2 separate regions of the Mus musculus genome follow, and region 2 is linked to region 1. Evidence: chromatin loops called from intact Hi-C (ENCODE). Cell type or tissue: heart. All regions are shown on one strand. Links, peaks and the distances in the headings refer to the core of each region. The heading gives the core; the rest is flanking DNA. Region 1 holds the start of Cdk10 (cyclin-dependent kinase 10). Region 2 overlaps Gm39270.

Region 1 (11,151 bases), core at 5,572-8,071:
GGCATGAGCTCCGGTTCACAGGCTGCAGGAGAAGGGCAGCTTCAGGGCTGGCCTGGAGCTGGAGAAGGGGCTCCTGGTGGGGCGTGCTCCAGGTCTAGACAGGACTCCTCACTTAAGCTGGCCCTGACCCGTCTCTCCCTTTCTTCTCCCCTGTGGGGCCTGTGGTCCCTGGGAATCCAATATGGACAAGCAGGGCTTCTCGCTAAGCCCCTAAGAGAACCTAAGGGGATCCCAAGAACTTACGCAGGGGCTTCTCCTTGAAGTAGGAGCTCTCCAGGCAGTCTCCCGAGGTTGCCCTGGGGAATGATAGTGACCTTGGCCTTAGAGAGGCCTATTTCACTCAAACTTAGCCAATCTCAACAGCCCAACCTAATCTCCAACAAATGGGGACTGAGACCTAGACAATGACAGGCAGCTCAGAATGGCTCTAAGACCTAAGGCCACTCAAACTAGACATCTGGCACCTATGGGTGTCTGGGTATGTCTGGGAAGTGGGTATCTATGGTCTGTGTTGTGAGAAACCATCTTTAAAAGGTTTGTTGAATTGAGATGGCTCAGTGCTACATTGCTCACTTAGTGTGTGCAGGGAAGTTGGCCTTAGCTTCCGTTCCCGAGACCAGAAAAAGTGCATCATGGATTTGGGTTTAAGGTGTCCTTCCATCTCTGCAGAAGCCAGGGCCCTGTCCTCCTGAGGGGCAGGGCTGCCTAAAGGCAAGGTCTGTACCTTTTCTTAGGGTCATACATGAAGAGGAAGTTGAGCAGACGGAGTCCGGCCTCTGAGAGCCACGGGAACTTGTGCTTGAGGTTGTTATAGGGCTGTTTCCTCAAGCTGTACTGGCCGGCCAGCGGCAGCTTGGAGAAACCCTGTAAGAGGCAGGGGCTAGAGCGACAGGGCCACCAGGCATGGACAGGGACTGAGGGTTGTCGGTAACACCCACCGGCCAGATATTCTCACTCGGTGTCCCCAACAGCTGTACAATCAAGTCGATCTGGTGGATCTCGGAAGTGCCAGGGAGGAGGGGCTTATGGGCCAGCAGCTCTGCCAGGATGCAGCCGACAGCCCTGTAGAAGCAGCCGACCTCCACTTAGCAACGAATCAACACACACGTGAAGAAGCAGGCAAATGGCCATAAGGCTCTCCCACAAGGTCTGCAGTGCCAAGTGAGAACCTGAGGCCGGAGCCAGTGAGCACCCCAGCCATGTTCTCGTGCTCCCCCTCCTTGGATGCTGCAGTCAGGCTCTCTACCACACCAATCCTGCTCCCCCTGACCAGGGCTGACCTCCAGGGCCAGAAGACTTGAGGCCCTGGGAGCAGAAACCACGCCTACCACATGTCAATGCTGGTAGTCTGGGTGGTAGTTCCAAGCAGCAGCTCTGGGGCTCGGTACCTGCAGACAAAGGCCCCATTTTACCTCTGGTCAGCTCTGCCCCTTCAGCCTGAGCTCGCTCAGGGTCCCCAGTGGCCCTTGGACTACCCTCTGCCCTAAGCCCGAGAGAGCCACCGTGTCTATCTCTTAAGAACCAACGGATCCAAGCACAGATCCGCGGTCATCAGCTTGCTTTCAGATGGCGATCAGAGAGCACGCAGCTGAGACCATGGAAGGGTCCTTGAGGATGTGAGGGACATCAAGGTCCTGCCCTTACCACAGCCTCATTCTGCCTTAAAAACAACCAAGATGGGGACTGGAGAGATGGCTCAGCTGTTAAGAGCACTGACTGCTCTTCCAGAGGTAATAAGTTCTATTCCCAGCAACCACATGGTGGCTCACAACCATCTGTAATGGGATCTGATGCCCTCTTCTGGTGTGTCTGAAGACAGGGACAGTGTACTTACATAAAGCAAATAAATAAATCTTTAAAAAAAAAAAAAAACAACAACAACCAAGGTGGCCAGGCGGTGGTGGCGTACACCTTTAATCTCAGCTTGGGAGGCAGAGGCAAGCAGATCTCTATGAGTTCAAGGCCATCCTGGTCTACAGAATGAGTTCAGAGCAGGCTACACAGAGAACTTCTGTCTCAAAACCCCTATACCACCCCTCTCTCCAACCTTATCTCCCCTTACCCCCTAAAAAACCTTGCAGAAAGCTACCTTCGCTTCCTGAGACAGAGCCAGGCTGTTTATGGCTATTTCAGTGTGCAATGGCCATTTCTTTCTTTGGGTGTTTTTGTTTTTTCAAGACAGGGTTTCTCATGCTGCCCTGGCCATCCTGGCCTCAACTCAGAGCTATCTGCCTACCTCTGCCTCCTGGGAGCTGGGATTAAAGGCACAACTGCTGTCCAGCATAGGATGGCATTTCATCTGAGCAGAGCAGTTTTGAGGCCACTGAGCCTAGCTCTGTTCTGAGCAGGTGGCCTAGACCCTGGCATCCGCAGCATGTACATCCCCTTAAAGCTTCTATCAGATCCTTAAGGCCCTTCTGAAGCACAGAAGACACACAAATCCCTGCAGGCCACCGTGACTCTACGGAACTCACCAGAGGGTAACAACCTTGGGAGTCATTGGCTTTACTGGAACACCATAGGCCCGAGCCAGGCCAAAATCAGCTGCAACAGGGGGGAGAGGAGAAAAGATGATCCGTCACTCAGTGAGGACAAACAAGCTGCTGTCTGGAAAGAGAACTGGACTAAGGCGGCCTGGGGCTAGGAAACAGACAAGTCATCTCTGGTTTCCAGAGGCACACGGACATCCACACCCCAAAAGGCATGCTCAAAGAAACCCACCTGCACATATGCAGGGTCAGCACCCAGCACGCACCTGTCTTTACACAGCCCTTGTCTGTCATGAGCAAGTTGGACACCTTCAGGTCCCTGGGTCAGAAAGAAAGCAATGGTTTTCTGAGAAAGTTCCCAAAGGGCAACCAGGCTGTCACCACAAGCATTTAACTGGGGTTTTCTAAAATCAAGAAGGTGCATAGAGGCCAGGTCTCCTTCACCCATGTCTTGCTACAGCAGCCCCAGCCCTCACAGGCATCTCTAGAGACAGCAGCTCCTGGCATAAGACTCTGGGTGGGCGCTCTCTACTGAAGCTTCTGGCTGCTGCCTTCCCATCCACCCACCTTCTACTTCCCAGAGAGGTGAGGGCTGATTAGACTTGTTGCCTGCAAGAGCCTTGCCTGAGAGCAGTCAGAGACTTCTACTGGAGGTTTGCCCTCTCTTGAATATATTTGGAATGAGACACTGGGGGACACCACAGCTGTTCCTGCTCCCTCCCACCCCTCAGACACTCCAACACACCTTCCTTCTGGATGCCCCTGCCCACCTGTGGATGATGAAGTTCCTGTGCAGGTACTGAAGGCCACGAAGCACCTGTAGCATGATGCATTTAACCTAAGAGGAGGTCCAGAGGCACAGGTTGGAGAGCTTTGTTATATTGCCTGCAGGTCACCGGCAGCCTCCAAAGTGTGGCTGTCGCTCTGTCCTGCACAGCTAAGACAGTACTGCAGCAGACTTATTGTATATATATGAAAATATATGTGGTGTACATGTTTGCATGCATTCGTCTAAAGATAAAGAGGTTGACATCAGTGTCTTCATCAACTGCTTTCTGTGTTATAAATGGCGGCAGCATCTTTCATTTGAACCCAGGGCTGACCCAATTCATCTGCTCTACCTAGCCAACCGGCCTAGAACTACTCCTGCGATTACAGGCAGGCTGCCAGAGCCTCCTAACATTTATATGGGTGTTAGGATCCGAACTCACGCCCCACACTTGCACGCACACGTGCACTTTCCCCTCTGAGCCATTTCTCCAATCCCCCTTTCCTTTCCAGGGGCCTGCCATATGGACTGAGAAGACCTGGGGCTGACCGGCCTGTGCCACAGATGCCGTGCAAGAGGCACTCATTTCCGGCCGTCACAGTCAACACAGCCAGCCACCAACCAGAGAGCACCTGTGCAGCGCCTCCCTCTCACACCTGGGCCTCCGAGAAGGGTGTTGGCATATTTTCCAATAGGCTGGCCAGATCTTGTTCGCAGTAACCCATGACCAGGAAGATGCTAGAGGGAAAAGAGAAAATGTGTGGTATCTTCTATTTTCTTCCTAGTAGGTAAAGAGTCTGCCCGCTGAAGGAATGCTAACCCTGGGAGATGACGGACCCTATTGTGTGGGACAGGCTCAGGAAACCACACACCTCTCCAGGTGGTTGCCCACAACCACCTCCTTCAGCTCCACAATGTTTGGATGGCGGAGACGCAAGAGCAGTGTGATCTCACGCAGGCTGCTGATGGGGATGCCTGTAACCCAAGGTGCTCAGTGAGTGCCACCCGGGACACCACACATCCTGTCCTCCCGTCAGGGACAATTACGGTGACACCAACACCGTTCTTACTCTTGAATTCATTACAGATGTAGATTTGGAGGGTGACAATGACCTCCCTAGAGGACAGGGGCAAAAGGGTTTGGAGAGAATATACAATTTTACAGCTGGCCAAGGTGAGGAAGGTCTGGAAGGACTCAGGGAGCTCAGGTTCCGGCTGCGGTGACAGACTGTGGTGACAGGCTGGGCCAGCTCCCTAACTGCAATGCACACGCCCTCCGTAGCGTCAGTCCTGAGGAACCTCAGATGACCTGTGCTTGTGCGCCTCCCTGCTTGGATGCCCGAGCAGGCAGGGTACTCCTGCATCCTGCCCCCAGCTTACCATCCTTCTCTTTGTCCATCCGCACCTTCTTCAGGGCGACAATTTCATCTGTCTGGGTATCCCTGGCCCGATCTGAAACAGGAGCACACATGCAATGGAGCCTACCTCAAACCATCAAACTCTCTTAAGAGTTTGCTGAAATTCTTCTTTTTCTCTGACAACATAATGTCCAGCAACACTTGGTCCTTCTTCCGTTCCCAAGATGTGAGCTTGGGAATTCTCATTTGAGCTGGGTTGGGAGTTAGTGGAAACCTGGCCATCAGCAACTCAAGTGGAGAGGAGCTCTCCAAGCAATCTCTCACACAGCCTACTGCTCTGAGTTCACTTATGCAATATTACAGCACCACGGAAGGTGATCTACCTAGGGGGAAAGACTTACTTTATATGATAACGGCTTACAAATACTTATCAAAAGCCTCACAGCTCTGGAGCTGCAGGGAGCTTTGGAAAGTAGTGCATTTTACTGATCAGGTATCTCCATTCCATAGCTACACACATGGATTGCTGACATTTGCAATCCGAGGCTTATGTTTAAGCATCACACCAGTATAGAGTGTGAGCCTTCCAGTCCCCACAGAGCTCTTTCATGACCACTCACACACGATGCCATAGGTGCCCTCGCCAATCCGGTTCAGCTTCTCAAACTCCTTAACGCTTCGGCATCTTCCCAGCTGAAAGAGAGAGGCAGCCAGTGTGGGGATCTGGAAGCTAACCACACAAGTGACAAGTCTCACCCATACCTGGCACTGAGAAACGTGCTTGCATCTTGCTTACCAAACAGAAAAGCAACCATGTATTTGGAATTTTCTGATGAGTGAAGGGGACAGATACCACTGGAATCACTTTGAAATACTGAAGCATACTGAAGATGGCCTAAGTATCCCCTCCAACCCAGTGTTCCAAATGTCTGCTGTCTAGTACCAAATGGCCACAAGCCATGGGCACAAACACCTCTGTGCAGGAGAATCCGGCCTTCAACAGGGAGTGCCAACTTTTCATGTGTGAGGTGCCTTTCTAAGTGCATTAGCTAAGCATTCCTTGGGTACAGAAGGACCAGAGCAAGCTTAGGATTCTATTCCACCAGCCCCCTGCTGGCTTCCCGACTCTTAACTGCCCTGCCCTGGGTTCTGTTACTCTGATACCTGATGGCCCCCACGATCCACTCTGAGCTCCCTCCCTCCCTCCCTCTCCTCGAGGATCCCTGTTCACTTCGAAATTCCATTCACCAGGATTTTGTGCTGCCACCTGAGTGTGGTATACCATTCCTTGTCAGATCTGCCCAAATTTTGGCAACACTTCCTGGTCCAAAACAAATGTCAACTCTTCTACAAACTTCTTACAGAATACTCCTTTTCTCCAAAGTCTCCACTATTTTATATCTCGGCTTATTTCTGAGTCCAGGTCTCACTCTGTAGCCCAGGCTCCCCTCCAAAGTGGAGTGACCATCCTGCCTCAACTCCCTGACTGGGATTACCAGTGTGGACCACCACGCAGGACTCTGACATTTTTGACTTAAGGGACCACTGCACACGTGCATTTTCTCCCCCTTTAAGAACGGCTTTCGCAACCTCGGCTTCCAGTGCAGTGCTCTGAGTTAACTAGTTGTTAAGTGTTGTCTCGTGCCTTGTGCTCTGAGGCTCTTAGTTAATGTGCCTTGGCCTCGCAAAGCATAAACAAGAAGTTAAAAATACGTGGGCTGCGGCAAAACCTCTTCCCACCAAACGTCTACTGGAGCAGAAATCGGAGCCCCTTAAGGTTCACCTTCACATCACACAAAAGAGACAAGACTGTGGGTAACGCCAGGTGAGACCCCCGCGGCTGCAGGTGCCACCGGGAACCTCCCACTCTTCTCGCCCTTGGTCGCTCGTCCTCGGTCCCACCCCGCCCCAGCCTCTGGGCTGCCGATTTCTGCCCACGCCGCGGCAAACTCGGGGACTGCCGTTCCCCCTCCGACGCTGGAACCTCAAACTTGAACGCGACACGGAACGCCCCGGTGCGCTTCAGTCTGGCCCTGCCACTCAGCGCCGCACGAGTGGCACCCCGTCGCACCCTGTGTTCTGGAGGCACGGTGAAGAAACCTTCCTTACGGATACACTTCAATCGGATCTGATCCGACTCCAGGTCCACCTCTGCCATGCCCAAGCCGCTGCCGCCCTCTTCCAGCGCGCAGGCGTAACGCCCCTCGGCGCAGGCGCATGACGTACTTCCGGTTTGTTCTGGACTTGGGGACGGAATCCGCTCGGAGCGCAGAGGCTCTGTTGTCTTTTAGCGTTAGATGCAGACACACTTCTACAAAGCTGCTCAAAGTACCATCTGTAGGCCAGCCTGCAGAAGACTCAGATTGGTTTTGATCAACTGGAGGAAAATGCGTCTCTTCCCTGTTTGCCATTTAAGTGAGACCAATTCCAGCGATCAGCCGTGCTTTCTGCCCTTCCAGACCACCACTGCTGAGAGCTATGCTTTCTGATAGTGGTTGGGTACATTCTCCGAAAGCTGGATGTGTGGGAACCCAGTCATTCCCGAGGCCAACCTCGTCCCCATCACTAGCCCAGGACAAGACGGAAGGAAACCTTGTACAGCCCGGGCAGCGTACACGAGAAAATGAAGATAATTAATGTACTGACCACTGGAGAGCAACTCTAGTCCAAGTGGTTCTTGGAGGTTGCACTCACTCAGCTTTTTTTGTTTGTTTGTTTGTTTTGCCAGGCAATAAGAGTGCCCGGCTGCTGGGATTTGAACCTGGTCCCTTCTGTCTGGAGCTCTGCACCCTTAATCGGTGAGCTAGTGCTGCAAGACTTGCACTTAGCTCTTGTACTGAGTAATGAACTCAGAACACCAATTGGCTCTGATCATCTGTGGAGGGTTTATATAGATTAGGAAGATGAATGTTCCTGCTTCTAAATGGCCAGAGTGCAGGTCCATGTGGGCACTATACTTAGGTTAATGCAAGCAGATTAGTTGGTGTTTGGACACAGTGCCATATGCCTGTAATCATAGCACTCTGGAGACTGAGGCCAGAAGATTCTGAGTTCAAAGCTAGAATGGGGTGCATAGCCTATCTTAAAAGGCTTTCAGTAGTGTGTCAATAAATCATGCCGGGCGTGGTGGCGCACGCCTTTAATCTCAGCACTTGAGAGGCAGAGGCAGGCAGATTTCTGAGTTGGAGGCCAGCCTGGTCTACAAAGTGAGTTCCAGGACAGCTAGGGCTATACAGAGAAACCCTGTCTCGAAAAAAACCAAAAAGAAAAAAAAGTCATAAATAATAATACTGTAAGATTTCTAATGGATTGTTTGCTATCTTACATTTCTTTTTAACTTTGGAATTCAGCTTTCCTCTGGGCACACTGTCACCTGTAATTGCAGCAGTCAAGAGGTTGAGGCTGCATGTTCAAGGCTGGCCTGGGCTATATACTGAGTTCTAATCCAGACTGGATTGGATGTGAGACCCTATCCCTGTTTCAGAACTCCAGCTGGGATTGTAGCTCAGTGGTGGAGCGCCTGCCTAGCATTGGGTCAAGTCCTAGGCTCACTCCTTAGCACTACATACACAAAGTTTTTTTTTTTTTTTTGCTTTTGCTTTTGTTTTTGTTTTTGTTTTTTTGAGACAGGGTTTCTCTGTGTAGCCCTGGCTGTCCTGGAACTCACTTTGTAGACCAGGCTGGTCTTGAACTCAGAAATCTGCCTGCCTCTGCCTCCCGAGTGCTCGGATTAAAGGCGTGTCTCACCACTGCCTGACTACAAAGCAATTTTAAAGTTAGTGGCTTGCAGACAGTTCCATTAGGCTCCAGCAACAGCAACAGCAACCTAGCAACAGCTTATGTCATCATCTGCCATCATGTGAGAGCCAGGCCTGTTTGAGGATTGCTAACACCCCAGCTTTCTCTTACCTCCTATGCTCTCTCCCTCCTTCTTCATTCTCTCTTTCTCTATCCCCACATGTTCCTGGCTGGCTTCTTCCCTTCTCTCTCTTCCTCTCTTTCTCTCTTTACCCTTCCCCACTTTGCCTCTGCCCCTTCCCTGCTCCACTTAGTAGGCCTGTGGCATTGCGTGATGGTTCAATGGGACTCCTTATCATGGGAGGGGCTCCTTCCTGTTGCATTATACCACATTATAAAACACAACAAAATTAATTTAAGTCATGTGTATGAATATGTGTGTGTGCATGTATGTATACATGCATGCATACAGTCAGGCCTGCAAGTGTATACTAGATAGGGTAGTATGTATTTTATATACTAGCTGGTATGATGTATCTGTTAGGATCTGTTGGCATGTGTTACAGGCAGCAGATCCCCCCAGCCCTAGTACAGGCGAAGGTTATGTTTGTGATCCTGATGGCCATACCACTGTCTCTGCTTAGCCCCCAGAGGCCAACCAATATGGCAGTTTTGTCTCATGGCCAACATGTCTGGCATTCCTAGTGGTCCTTTGCTATAAAGACCCTTCATCCACAGGTCCAAAAGAACAAGACAGCATTCACAGGCTACTGCCAGAGTCCCAAGTGCCCCATGCCCTCCTCACCTCCAGGACACATTTCATTCTTTTGCATCAGTAACAAGTCTCATAACATGCTAGGATCCCAGCAGCCGGGGTCTGCTCTGCTCTTGAACTTAACAGTGAGGTCTCACACTGGCCTTTTCCCAGACTGGGGGCAGAGCGTTTACTGACCTCCGATTTCTTCCACCTTCAGATGCAGATGAGCAGAGAGGATTTTAAATGCCCACCTGAGTCACAGTGTGAGTGGCCACCTGCTGTCTAGCACTGCATAGCTGGCTGTTGCCAATCCAGTCAGACCTTCAGGACCTCCGGATTTACTCTGAGTCAGCCAGCCCCCCTCTCCCCATTGAACTGAAACTGACTTTGGGAAAACTGTCACTGAGACAGAACGTCAAAGCCTGAAGACATAGACAGATGGGTATTCGGCTGCAGGTCAGGGAGGGGTGGCCCTTCTGTCACAGGAAAGGATCCCAGCTACCGAGAGCTCTCATTTATTCTGTGTTGTGTACATCATAGGCTGCTATTGTGCTGGGGCTCCTGTGTCGGTGGTAAGGACCCCAGTCGGCATGCTCCCGAATGGTTCTCTGTTCATCGTTGTCGGGGATGCCGTAGCTGATTAGCGTCTCGTTGGAGGCCCGGGTGATGATGATCTGCGGGATGACACTTCTCTTCTTGCTTGACCTTTGCTTTGTCTCAGGTTTGTCTAGAGGGAAGAAAACATCCATCCATTTAGTGTGTGTGGAAACGTCCATCTTCCACAATCAAGACAAAGCCGCTCTTAGCTCGCGGCAAAGGGAACAGATTCAGCACCAGCAAGAAAAACAAAACAGAGCCCGGCGGTGGTGGCGCACGCCTTTAATCCTAGCACTTGGGAGGCAGAGGCAGGCGGATTTCTGAGTTCGAGGCCAGCCTGGTCTACAAAGTGAGTTCCAGGACAGCCAGGGCTATACAGAGAAACCCTGTCTTGAAAAACCAAAAAAAAAAAAAAAAAAAAGAAAGAAAGAAAAATTTGAGGCTAGGGGTTGGAGAGATGGCTCAGTGGTTACTGACTGCTCTTCCAAAGGTCCTGAGTTCAATTCCTGACAACCACACCGTGGTTCACAACAACCTGTATAGTGGGATCTAATGCCCTTCTCTGGTGTATCTGAAGATAGCAACAATATACTCACATAAAATAAATAAATCTTTAAAAAATTAAATAAATTTGAAGCTAGCCTGGGATATACCAGACTCTGATACTGTTTCAGAAAACAAGAGTACAAGAGTATAAGCTAAGAAAATATTTTGTTAACTTATAAAATATTTTATACATTTTAGTTTAATGCATTTGTGGTTTGTTTTGTGGTATTTTTCTTCCTTGAGATGACCTCACTCTGTTGCCGAGGCTGGCCTGGAGCCCAGAATTTTCATGCCTTAGCCTCTCCAGTGCTGGGATTATGGGTAAGAGGTGCCATGCTTGGCTCTTTTACATTTCAATTTCTTTTAAAAAAATTTTTTTTTTTTTAGTTTCATGTACATGCATGTTTTGCTTGTATGTCTGTGTCCCATATGTGTTGCCTGGTACCTGTGGAGGTCAGAAGAGGGCATCTGACCCACAGGAGCTCGGTATTTGTGAGCCACCATGTGGGTGCTGAGATTCAAATCCAGTTCATCTATCTCGTAGAGCAGCCAGCGAGCACTCTTAACTGCTGAGTGCTCTTAGCCACTGAGCCATCCTTTCCAGCCCTTAGTTCCTTATTTTGATTTTTAAAAAGTTGTGGGTGGTGTGCGTGTGTGTTGTCTCTTAATGCAGCTATGTGTGTGTCAAGGCACATCTGTTCTTTCCTGCTATATTGTGGGCTCTGGGGTTCCAATTCAGGCCTATTTGAAAGTGCCTTTGCCTCTTGAGACATCTTGCTAGTCCCTAATTTTCAGTTTCTTCATTCAAATGGTTTTTTGGTTTTGCTTTTTTTTTTTTTTTTGGTTTTTTGAGACAGGGTTTCTCTGTGTAGGTTTTTGGTTTTTCAAGACAGGGTT
Region 2 (11,151 bases), core at 3,648-6,147, 860 kb after region 1:
ATAGTAAGCGAGCAGGGACTGAGAGAGCAGGGTTGACTGGAGTGAGCAGGGGTCCTAAGTTCAATTCCTCACAACCACATGAAGGCTCGCAACCACATACACACTCATTCTGTCAGTTCTGTGTCTCTGAGTCATACAGAGCTCTGAGATGGTCAGACAAACACTTCATAAGATGTTGGTGGCCACCGCAGAAATGCAATCAGTAGAGGCTGGGGAGATGAACTGGGGAACGAGTCGGCCTTCCAGATGGATTCTGAACTTCCCTCCTGTTCTCTATGCTCTCCATCCCTGGCTCTTGCCTGAGTTAATACCAAAGTCCCCTCTTCTCACTCTTGCTTCATTTAGAACCCAATTTCAGCAACTCCTGCAGTGGCTTCTTCAGCCACAAGATAAAAGCTACACTCCTGGTGCCCCGCCTCCTATGGCCTGGTGTCCCTGGCCCATTTCTCCCATACTCACATCCTCTTTCCTGTCCCCAGGTGTGCTGGATGGGATTTTCTTTTCTTCTCTCTCTCTCTCTCTCTCTCTCTCTCTCTCTCTCTCTCTTTCTTTCTTTCTTTCTTTCTTTCTTTCTTTCTTTCGTCAACTTGACATGAGCTAGAGTCACCTGAAAGGAAGGAACCTCAACTGAGAAAATGCTGCCCCCATAAGATCCAGCCATAGGGCATTTTGTAAATTAGTGATTGATGAGGGGAAAGCCCAGTCATTAGTGCATGGTGTTATCCCTGGGCTGGAGTTTCTGGGTCCTCTGAGAAAGCAGGCTGACTGAGCCATAGGGAGCAAGCCAGTGAGCAGCACCCCTCCATAGCCTCTGCCCTGCTTGAGTTCCTGTCCCGACTTCCTTCGATGGTGCTGATAATGACGATGACGATGAAGAACAGTGCTGTGGGAGTGTAAACCAAATAAACCCTTTCCTCACCCAACTAGCTTTGGTCATGGTGCTTCATTGCAGCAATAAAAAACCCTAACTAAAGACACCAGCTCTTCGCATGGGCCTCTCAAACTACCTGAAACCCCTCTGTCTGATTCACATTTATTCACGCCTGGGTCTTACCATGGATGGAATTCTTTTCAGCCACCCTCCAGATGTACTGGGGAGAGGTGCCACCTGTGTGTACTACTCAGCCCTGCCAATCAAGGCATGCCCCCGGCAGAGTGTTCTACACCAGAAATCCCTGCAGTCTCCATTCAACAGACCCAGGTGATTCTGATATTCCAAGTATGTGAGATTGGTGGGTGACCTTGGGATCCAGGAGACATGGACAAGAGGAGACACCAAAAAATATATATATATGGCTGGCGAGATGGCTCAGCAGGTAAGAGCACCCGACTGCTCTTCCGAAGGTCCTGAGTCAAATCCCAGCAACCACATGGTGGCTCACAACCACTTGTAATGAGATCTGACGCCCTCTTCTGGTGTGTCTGAAGTCAGCTACAGTGTACTTATCTATAATAATAAATAAATCTTTGGGCCGGAGCGAGCAGGGACTGAGGGAGCAGAATTGTCCGTAGTGAGCAGAGGTCCTAAAAACTCAATTCCCAACAACCACATGAAGGTTCACAACCATCTGTACAGCTACAGTATACTCACATACATAAAATAAATAAATAAATCTTTTTTAAAAATACAGGGAAAAGTTGTGGAAATGGCCCAAATATTTATCAGAAGATATTTCAATATTGTAACTAATACTACACACTAACAATGTTGCAATTGTTAAAAATTACATAAATCTGGAATATATAAAGATACTATTTGGAAGCAGGGGTGAAACTCTATAAATTATATTGAAAACGTCAAATGGCAGAAGAAACACAGAGGATCATTGTTTTTGCTGTGTCAAAAATAGCATCACAAAAGCAACCTGGGGAGGAAAGGGTCGATTTCAGCTTACAGTTTATATATAGTCTAGTTGCCTGGCAGGATGGGTGATGGTGTAGCTAGCACCGAGGAGGCAGAGGCAAGCAGATCTGAGTTTGAGACCAGTCTGGTCTACAGAGTGAGTCAGGACGGCCAGGGCTACACAGAGAAACCCTGTCGTGAAAAGCAAAAGAAACACAGCAACAACAACAGCACAGTTTATAGTCCTGCATGGAGGGAAGTCAGGGCTGAAACACACTGGGAGGAATGCTGGTTATTGGCTGCCTCCTTGCAGTCTTGAAGACTACCTCTGCTCAGGGGTGGCACCGGCCACATTGATATGAGCCCTGCCATCCAAGTCATTAATTGAAAACACCACATGGCCTTGTCTACAGACAAGCCAGTGGAGGCATTTTCTCAGTTGAAGTTTGTAGTGACAATTGTGGAATTTTGTTTTCTTTTAAAAAAAAAAATACAGAAGGGCTGGTGAGATGGCTCAGCGGGTAAGAGCACTGACTGCTCTTCCGAAGTTCTGAGTTCAAATCCCAGCAACCACATGGTGGCTCACAACCATCTGTAGTAAGATATGATGCCCTCTTCTGGTGTGTCTAAAGATAGCTACAGTGGACTTACATAAAATAATAAATAAAATATTTAGAAGATACAGAAATATAAGAATAAGTTTCCATTTAATCCCAGGTGTGGGATCTCGGGCTGCTTCAGGCTGTCCACAGCGGCTGCCAAAGATCGGGCTGGTAATCTAGCAGGGGCGTGGCTTTTGCCAGCTGCAGACAGTTTCTGTCGAGGTTTGGTCAGTATGCAAATTCTGTACCTGACAGTCTAGGCCTAGGAGTGACTTGTCAAGGTTACAAGCTTTGGTTGTGCAAACCTTGTTCCTAGACTTAAAATTATTGGTTACATAAAATAGGCTACGACCAATTACTGAGGGATTGGAGGTAAGTAGGTTTGGGGTGACCTGGTTGGGGGAGGAGAGGGGGAGAAGGAGGAAGGAGAAAGGGGATGAACCCATGAGCACATGGCCAGGAGAAACAATAAGTATGCGGGGTACACCACTGGGGAGGTGGCCAGATCTGCAGTTAGAAGAGTAGATTAGGGGTCACCCCCCACAAACTGTCAAAGTCAAATAAAAGAACCATAGTCCAAGACTCGTTTATTGGTTAAGCTAGTGGAGGGTGGGCTTAAATTGGTTTTTACTACAAGTTTCTGTGATTGTGTGATGTTTGGAATTCTGGGGACTTTTCAGAGGGTCTATAAATGCTAGGCTTGCTGAGTAGTCACAGCAGAGAAGAAAGAAGAAATTAGATATCCTGACAGCAAAGATCAAACTTGCCCCCAAGGAACTTGTCCTTAATCAACAGGAAGTAATCTAAGGCTAACGACACCCCCCTTCTAACCCTTTCTTCTCTATATAGTGTGAGGGGGTTGGAAGGGTGGGAAAATGGTGGAGAAGGGTGGAAGAAAGAAGAACCCGACAAGTAACAAATGATGAGTTACCGAAGTCCCTCTTCTCAGGTAAGTCAAGCTGGTGTCAAGTTGACAAAAGCAAAACCAACCAACCATGAGTCTGTGTGTGTGTGTGTGTGTGTTGCACGACTTTAATCCCAGCACTCAGGAGGCAGAGGCAGGCAGGTACCTACCTCTCTGTGAGTTCGAGACCAGGTCTAGTCCACAGAGCAAGTAACTGCACAGAGAAACCCTGTCTCAAAAAACAAAACAAACAAACAAAAACCAGAAAACAAAACCAAGAAAGGTGTGGAGCAAGTGAGTCACACAGACTGCCAGCGGGGGTGTGAATGATGTGTAGAGAGGCAAGTGTCTGGGGGCTGTCAGTATGAACTGCAGTGGTGGTGCCCGCCTATAAACCGAGACCTTGGGAGGCAGCAGGAAGATGAGGAGTTCCAGGGCAGACAGGAGGGAAAGGCTTGGAAACAGCATAGGAAAGATATCATCAGGATAAATGCTAGGGAAATGCCTGCAAAGACGAAAGAATGGAAAATAGCTGCCTCTTGAGAGCACGAAGGAGGGAGATTGGGGGTGGGGGGTACGCAGAGGGAGAGGTGCGGGGGAGGGGCTGGCTTTCTAAACTGGGGACTATAATGAGACAACGTACAAGCAATAAAAAGTCATATAAAGCATACAACTTTTTAAAGCTTTATTTATTGTTATGTGTATTATATGTAGCTGTCTTCAGACACACCAGAAGAGGGCACCCGATCTCATTATAGATGGTTGTGAGCTACCATGTGGTTGCTGGGATTTGAACTCTTTGAACTCGGAACCTGCGAAAGAACAGTCAGTGCTCTTACCCACTGAGCCATCTCTCCAGTCCCTAAAATGTACAATTTGACTTTTACAAAGTGTACACCAAACAGTTCCACCTGGCTGAAACTGCCCAACCTGTTGCCGTGTGTGTGTGTGTGTGTGTGTGTGTGTGTGTGTGTGTGTGTCGCTCCTCTTGGGACATGCGGCACAGAGTCAGAAGCCGGAGCCTTGTAGCCCTAACGACCAAGGCTCAGTCACCCAGATTCAGCATGCCAGTTCATCAGACAAGTGGTAGTGAAGTGCAGAGAAAGGTTTATTTAATGTGGCTGCAAGGCCCAGGCTCTGACCCGAACACCTCTAGAAGCCCTGGGTTTCGAGGTCTGCCTGTTGTCCACCTGAATACCCCAGCGGAGGAAACAGGAAACGTTGGGAAGTGCAGGTCTCATTTTCCACTGCCCTCCCTGCAAGGCTCCCAGGCCTACAGTCTCTACATTCTCAAGGCATGCGTGGACATAGCCATACATGTTTGCTCAGCCTTCACTCTCCGTAATGTCAAGAGTAGCTGACAAATGATTTTGTCTGAATTTTAGAATGGACCGCCTTACTGATTCTTCATGTGGTCACCAGAGGGCGTGCCAGAGTAGAGCTCTGCTTTGCAACTGACCCTGTTCTGGCTGGCCAGCTGTGAACTCAGCTTAAAGCAGACTCACTCTGAATGCGAGGGACCTCTACTTCTGAGGCAAGGAGAAAGAGTCCGGCTGGATCAGCAGGGGGCCCACTCTCTGGCGTGGAGGGTTTTACCAGTCCTGTCAACTTTAGGCTGTCCTCTGCCCAGCTGGGATCCCATCTACCTTATTCAACATCTCTCAGCCAAGGTTCTTAACCCAGGGAGGCTGGATAGAGGATCCCGAGACCCCTGGCTTCTGCTGGCTTTTTTTTCTTTTCCTCTTCCTTCTGCATCGAAGAGCCTCAGCTCCTGGTTTGGGTGAGCCAGTGACTGTGGCAAAGGGCCTACGTGGGGTCAGCTCCTTCCTCTATTCAGAAGTGTATGTATGCAGGGTTACATGTAACACAACACAGGCTGCCCTTGAACTTGCCGTGTCGCCACAGATGACCTTAAACTTCTGATCTTCCTGCAGGTATGCGCCACCATGCCTTGAGTGCTGGAGACAGAACTCAAACCCTCAAGTGTGCACTAGGCAAACACTCTGCTAAACTTAGCAACATCGCCTCAGCTCCAAGTAATTTTATAAAAATAAGCTTGAGATTATCAGTACAAGCTTATGTGCATATTTTATATCCTTATGAACCTAGGTCATGTAAAATTCTCTTGGGCTTTCAAAGAGATCATGAGCAGAAAGTTTAAGAAGCCCCACTCTCGACCTCCTCCATGGGCCCAAGACAGAGCTAGTATCTGTCCCACAGCTATGAGCATTATAGCTGGCTATTGTCTGGCTGAGAACTGTGAACACCTTCCCCGTGCGTTTGGGAGTATGCTGTGCTGAACCCTCGTGAGAGGTACGGTCAGCTCCAGGTCAGATGCAGAAGGTGAACTGTGAGGGTGTGCTCACCATAATTGTGAGGGTGACAGCTACATAAGGCAGATGCACACAGGGAAATAAAGTCGGCGTAAAGACGCAAAGCACGTTGGCTTGCTTAGAAATTTATATTTGGGTGGTGATCGTGTTAACAGAGGTAGAGGTGACTCATGGGTAGAGAATCTGTTCAAGACTCTGCAGTCAGCTGCCGGTTTTCTGCTGTGTGTAACCAGGATTCCCAGACCACATCCCTGCCTCTCACTTTACTGTAGGCTGATGGACTCAGCAGGCGGTTCTTCTCCACGTGATAAGGCCAGGACGCGTGAATGCAGCTTAGCCTGACTCCATGGCCTCTGTAGCAGAGTGGCTTGCCAGGCTTTCAGGCACAGTGCCATTTCCTGTGCACTTGGGGTACTCTTATGGAAGGATGTGAACCCCACAGATAGGTTCCCTGCACGTGTATTGTTAAATTTCTTCTCAGATGGAGATGTAAACAGCGCTACAGCCTCCTCCTCGGCTCTCAACAACAAACTGAGTTACGATTACACTGAACTTTATTCTGCAGGACCAGTGGATCTCTTGGGCTTCCGTAGAAAGCACAGGTGACAGGTTATTTGCTGGTGCGTTAGTGCTAGCTCTCTTCAAATGGCCACGCACATCTGGCACAGATGGCGGCTTTCTCGTAGCTGCACAGATGGAACATACTCAATCTTTGTGCTAACATACCCTAGCTCCTCCCTGCATGGAGTGGCTGGTAAGGGGTCCCTGGCCCTGCCACCCCTTCCTCCTATGAGGATATATAAACAGTCAACAAGCCTAGCTTGGGTGGGTTTTGCAAGTGGGCACAAAGATGGTAACCATTATATGGTTAGGAGGATAGTCGTGTACCACAATGGTAGTAGCCTGTGGATGTAAACAAAAATGCCCAGCAGGTACCTCAACTGGGGCATCGTCTCCACCCAACACAACAATTTACATAGTGTTCCTGTTCATTTGTGTTGCCACAGGACCCACTCCTGCTTGGAGCCTTAGTGGGGGTTTCTATTGTTGTGAAGAGACACTGTGACTGTGGCAATTCTTATAAAGGAAAACGTTTGATTGGGGCTGGCTTACAGTTTGAGGTTAAGTTCACTATCATTGTGATGGTTTGTACATGCTTGGCCCAGAGAGTGACACGATTTGGAGGTGGGGCCATGTTCCAGCCCCAGCAAGCAGCAGAACTCAGCAGCTTCAGCCATGTGGCTCTGGCTTTAGAGTCAAGAAGAGGAGGGGACTACTGGGACAATGGTGCTGGTTAGCAAGAGCTAAGACATTAGTGGTGATTAAGAAGAGACTAGCATCACTGAAGTGAAATCTTCTAGGAAGTGTTTTTCTGAGAGCACAAAGAAGCCGTGTTGCAGAGATAGCCAAGATTGTACCTTGTGCAGCAGCTGGACTTGGTAATGTATAAGAGTCACCAAGGTGGTACTGGTTTTAAAGAAATGAAGACATTATGGAGAACAGCTGAGGCTTGGCACTGTGAGAGGCCAGGGAAGGCCATTGGTGAAGATGCAGCCTCAGTTGCAGCTGATGGCCCAGGATTGAGAAGGTCACGCAAAGAAGTTGAGGCTTGGCATCATGAAGAAAGCCTATGAGAGGCTACTGGTGAAGCCTAGTTGCTGAGGAAGACCCCAGCGTATTGGAGTTACCAGTGCCATGAGATGACCACCAAGAACAGCAGCAGCAGTGGAGTGGATCAACCTGAGCTTAGAGTGCTACAGAGGGCAGAGCTGGAGGAGAACTGCCAGCCCTTTGGAGAAGCCCAGAATATCATGTGTGGATCCCAGACATTGGAACAAGAAGCTGTAACATTGAAGTTGCTTTGGAGACTCCAAGATGTTCGAGATGCCAGAGCCGTGGGATACCTGAGGAAAGCTGCTAACGGAGTAGAACCAGCCCAGAAGAAAGAAGTTTGAAGGTGAAAAAGGAGTTGGGAGATCTCAAGACTGCTTTGACATCAGCCATGGAGATGCAGAGTTTGGAGTTTGCCCAGCTGGTTTCTTGTCTTGTCTTGGGAATTACAGTTAAGTGATTGGATGAATCTCAGAAGAGATTTTTTTTTTTCAAGACAGGGTTTCTCTGTGTAGCCTTGGATGCCCTGAAACTCACTCTGTAGACCAGGCTGGCCTTGAACACAGAAATCCACCTGCCTCTGCCTCCCAAGTGCTGGGATTAAAGGTGTGCACCACCAAAAAAGTTCTGCCTAGCTGAACTTTGGACTTTTAACATTGTTGAGACTGCTAATAGACTATGGGGACTTTTGAAGTTGGATTAAATATATTTTGTATTATGCTATGTCTAGGTGTGGCCCCCGTAGACTCATATGTTTGAACAGTCTTTGGGGGTCAGGGAGTGGAATGTCATGGTTTGTATATGCTCGACCCAGGGAATGGCACTATTTGGAGGTGTGGCCTTGTTGGAGTAGGTGTGGTCTTATTGGAGGAAGTGTGTCATTGAGGGTATGGGCTTTAAGATCCTCATCCTAGCTGCCTGGAAGCCAGTCTTCAGCCCTTCAGAACAAGATGTAGAACTCTCAAATCCTCCAGCACCATGCCTGCCTAGATGCTGCCATGTTCCCACCATGATGATAAATGGCCTGAACCTCCGGAACCCTAAGCCAGCCCCAATGCAATGTTGTCCTTATAAGAGTTGCCTTGGTCATGGTGTCTGTTCACAGCAGTAAAACCCTAAGATTAGGTCCCCACCTATTTTGAGGCTCAGCATGGCTGCAGGTTTTATCCTCTATACCCATCAGCCACTATCTAATGACCCTGGTGCGTTTGTGGGTAACAGAATCGATCTGCATCCTGCTCCAGTATCCACTGGGGCCCGTGTAACCTGCATATTTATTGATGAGTGATCAATAAGTCATCAATATGGCATCTCCTGTTATCCTGTGTGGCCCTCACAGGTGAGTTCAACCTTGCCCATCCCTTCGAGGAGTGGCTGGGAAGACTCCCATCCAAGGGACATTTTTTAAAAAGATTTATTTATTTATTTTATGTATATATGAGTACACTGTAGCTGTACTGATGGTTGTAAGCCATCATGTGGTTGCTGGGAATTTGAATTCAGGACCTCTGCTTGCTTCAGTTGGCCCTGCCTGCTCTGTTCTAAAGATTTATTTATTATTATATCTAATACACTGTAGCTGTCTTCAGACACAGCAGAAGAGGGCATCAGATCCCATTACAGATGGTTGTGAGCCACCATGTAGTTGCTGGGATTTGAACTCAGGACCTTCGGAAGAGCAGTCAGTGCTCTTAACCACTGAGCCATCTCTCCAGCCCTCCAAGGGACATTCTTTATCAGTGTGGGGGACAAGCAAACCTACTGCATCTCCTGGTCATTTTTTTCCCTGGTCACTTTTACTCCTCTGGTGAGTTGTAGCTGGCCTGCCTTAAAGCTCTCCACACGTTAGTCAACCAACCCAGAGTTTGGTTGCTCATGAATTTTATCCCTAGGGATTCCTGTGTGACACAAATCCAGCTATACCTGTGTTCAGGAGACACAAGAGAGGCCCTTCTGCTTGGCTCTCTCCTCTTTCTTGCTCCTACCTGCTTTAGCACCTTGAAAACCAGGGTGTATATTGAGTCATTTAGGTGGGCCAAAGCCTCTCCTGGTTCATATAGGTCTGTGGCGGTTTGAATATACTTGGCCCAGGGAGTGGAACTATTTGGAGGTGTGGCCTTGTTGGAGTAGGCGTGGCCTTGTTGGAGGAAGTGTATCAATGAGCAGATGGGCTTTGAGAGCTTCCTCTTAGCTGCCTGATGATGCCATCTCCTGTTTGCCTTCAGAACAAAGTGTTGAACTCTCAGCTCCTCCTGCACCATGCCTGCCTGGATGCTGCCATGCTCCCACCTTGATGATAATGGACTGAACCTCTGAACCTGTAAGCCAGCCCCAATTAAATGTTGTCCTTATATGAGTTGCCTTGGTCATGGTGTCTGTTCACAGCGGTAAAACTCTAAGACTAGGTCCCCACCTATTATGAGGCTCAGCATAGCTGCAGCGCTTCATACTGGTCTCGCTGTCCTTGCTGAATCCGTCTCTTAGGTCTCCCATAAATAAAGTCTTGATGGGCTCGTGAACTGGGCTCCTAACACCACTTCCCACCTGCCCAATTCTCTTATGGCCTCCCGTTCTGTTTTCTAGTCCCTGATATTCAGGGAGACCTCGACTATGGATAGATAGCCAGGTATCCCTAGCAGCTCCTCTGCGCCATTCCACCAGGGACTGACCCCTCACTCTGCTGCGCTGCTCTGTACTGTGAAGCCTTTGACTCAAGGAAGGGATGGGCAGCCGCCTTGCCCAGCTTCTTCTCCGCTTCGGCAGCATTCTTCAGGTTAATGCCATCTGACCCCATGTCCCAAGCCTCACAAGTCAGGTGGCAAAGGATTCCTGCATTGCTCATTCTAAATGTTCCCTAGTCCCACCAGCTCTGTTACCCAGTGTTCTGGTCACTTAGTCTTCCACACTGACTTTGTTAAGGCCCTGGTCTGCATGTCAGGATATCGGTTTTGCCGTTATGTTACAGGCTGGACCAGAGGAGTATCTTGCCACTTTTAAGTTCCTTCCCCATAGGTTCTGGTCGAATACAGGTGCTATTCCCTTTTGACCCCCCCCCCCCAGACATAAAAAGCAACAGGCCAACATCTCCATGTACTCTCTCTCATCTGGTCCTACTGCTAAGTCTCAGGCTGATATAGAAAGGCCAGCCTCTTCTCCCTGTCTCCCTCCAGGCTGCCTGTGCTATCAGCTGTTTGCTGATACCTCCATCCTTGATGCGTCCCCCCAGGGCGTGTAATATCTGTTCTCAAAGCATCTCTGCTTGCTATGCGAATCCCACCCATCAGGCAGGTATGCCACAGACGTGCCCATCACGTATTCACCTGACTTGGATATCTCAGTAATCTCCATTCCCTTGTCGCTCTCCCACAAACCCTGTACAGATAAACCAACAGGTCAAGATTTTCTCTGTAAACAACCTGGCCCCTCCCCATGCAACAATTTGTGTCATGTCTCCAAATTATGGGTGACATCATCGCCCTTCCAAAGCACGCACTTGTGCTGCCAAAATTCCTTCCCAGGACGAGAGGTAAACATCGCCTCCAAGGGTCCCAAGGTCAAACTGAGGCACAATTCCACCAAAGTTTACTGGGAAGGCCCAATGAGTTTGTTGGTCCTCTCTGCAGAGCATGGGTTAGATGTCTGGGTTACTTACTACAGTGTGGGTGCCCACTCGCCCTTCCACCCCCCAAAAGATTGAACTTGAAGTCTTCATCCAGTCAGGATAATGGCTTCCTCAGAGTCACATGGATGGAGTCCCCCTTGTCCCTCTGCCCAGTCTAGCCCCTTCCTAGTCTGGTCTCTCATGGACCCTGGGGCTAGGTCATCCATAGGGGCTCGGCTTGGAGCTGCCTTCTTAGC

Evidence for each region. Peaks named below come from ENCODE experiments on the same cell type or tissue, not always from the same donor. Only the 100,000 strongest peaks of a DNase experiment are listed, where the experiment ranks them.
Region 2: a loop joins it to region 1, with 3 times the contacts of the local background. A loop is called at or near these places in 2 of 42 quality-filtered maps.

The regions. Positions count from the first base shown.
Region 1 is chr8:123,220,505-123,231,655 of GRCm38, reverse strand. It overlaps Cdk10 (cyclin-dependent kinase 10), which reads right to left and starts at 6,815. Exons shown (of 13, transcript NM_194446.2): 1 at 6,688-6,815; 2 at 5,237-5,309; 3 at 4,639-4,710; 4 at 4,131-4,233; 5 at 3,915-3,996; 6 at 3,260-3,327; 7 at 2,756-2,808; 8 at 2,475-2,544; 9 at 1,329-1,388; 10 at 939-1,062; 11 at 725-864; 12 at 244-296; 13 at 1-22. The coding sequence starts at 6,774. Spata33 (spermatogenesis associated 33) reads right to left here. Exons shown (of 3, transcript NM_177279.4): 3 at 9,611-9,838. The coding sequence ends at 9,627. In heart, for the core only: no CTCF peak of the experiment used is centred there; a DNase peak (open chromatin) is centred at 6,825; H3K4me3 peaks cover 1,988 bases; H3K27ac peaks cover 1,513 bases.
Region 2 is chr8:122,363,465-122,374,615 of GRCm38, reverse strand. It overlaps Gm39270, which reads left to right. Exons shown (of 2, transcript XM_030243895.1): 2 at 1,076-1,325. Among named protein-coding and RNA genes, the nearest start is that of Trhr2, 6.2 kb to the right of the region's middle. In heart, for the core only: a CTCF peak has its summit at 4,751 (motif pointing right); a DNase peak (open chromatin) is centred at 4,835; H3K27ac peaks cover 444 bases.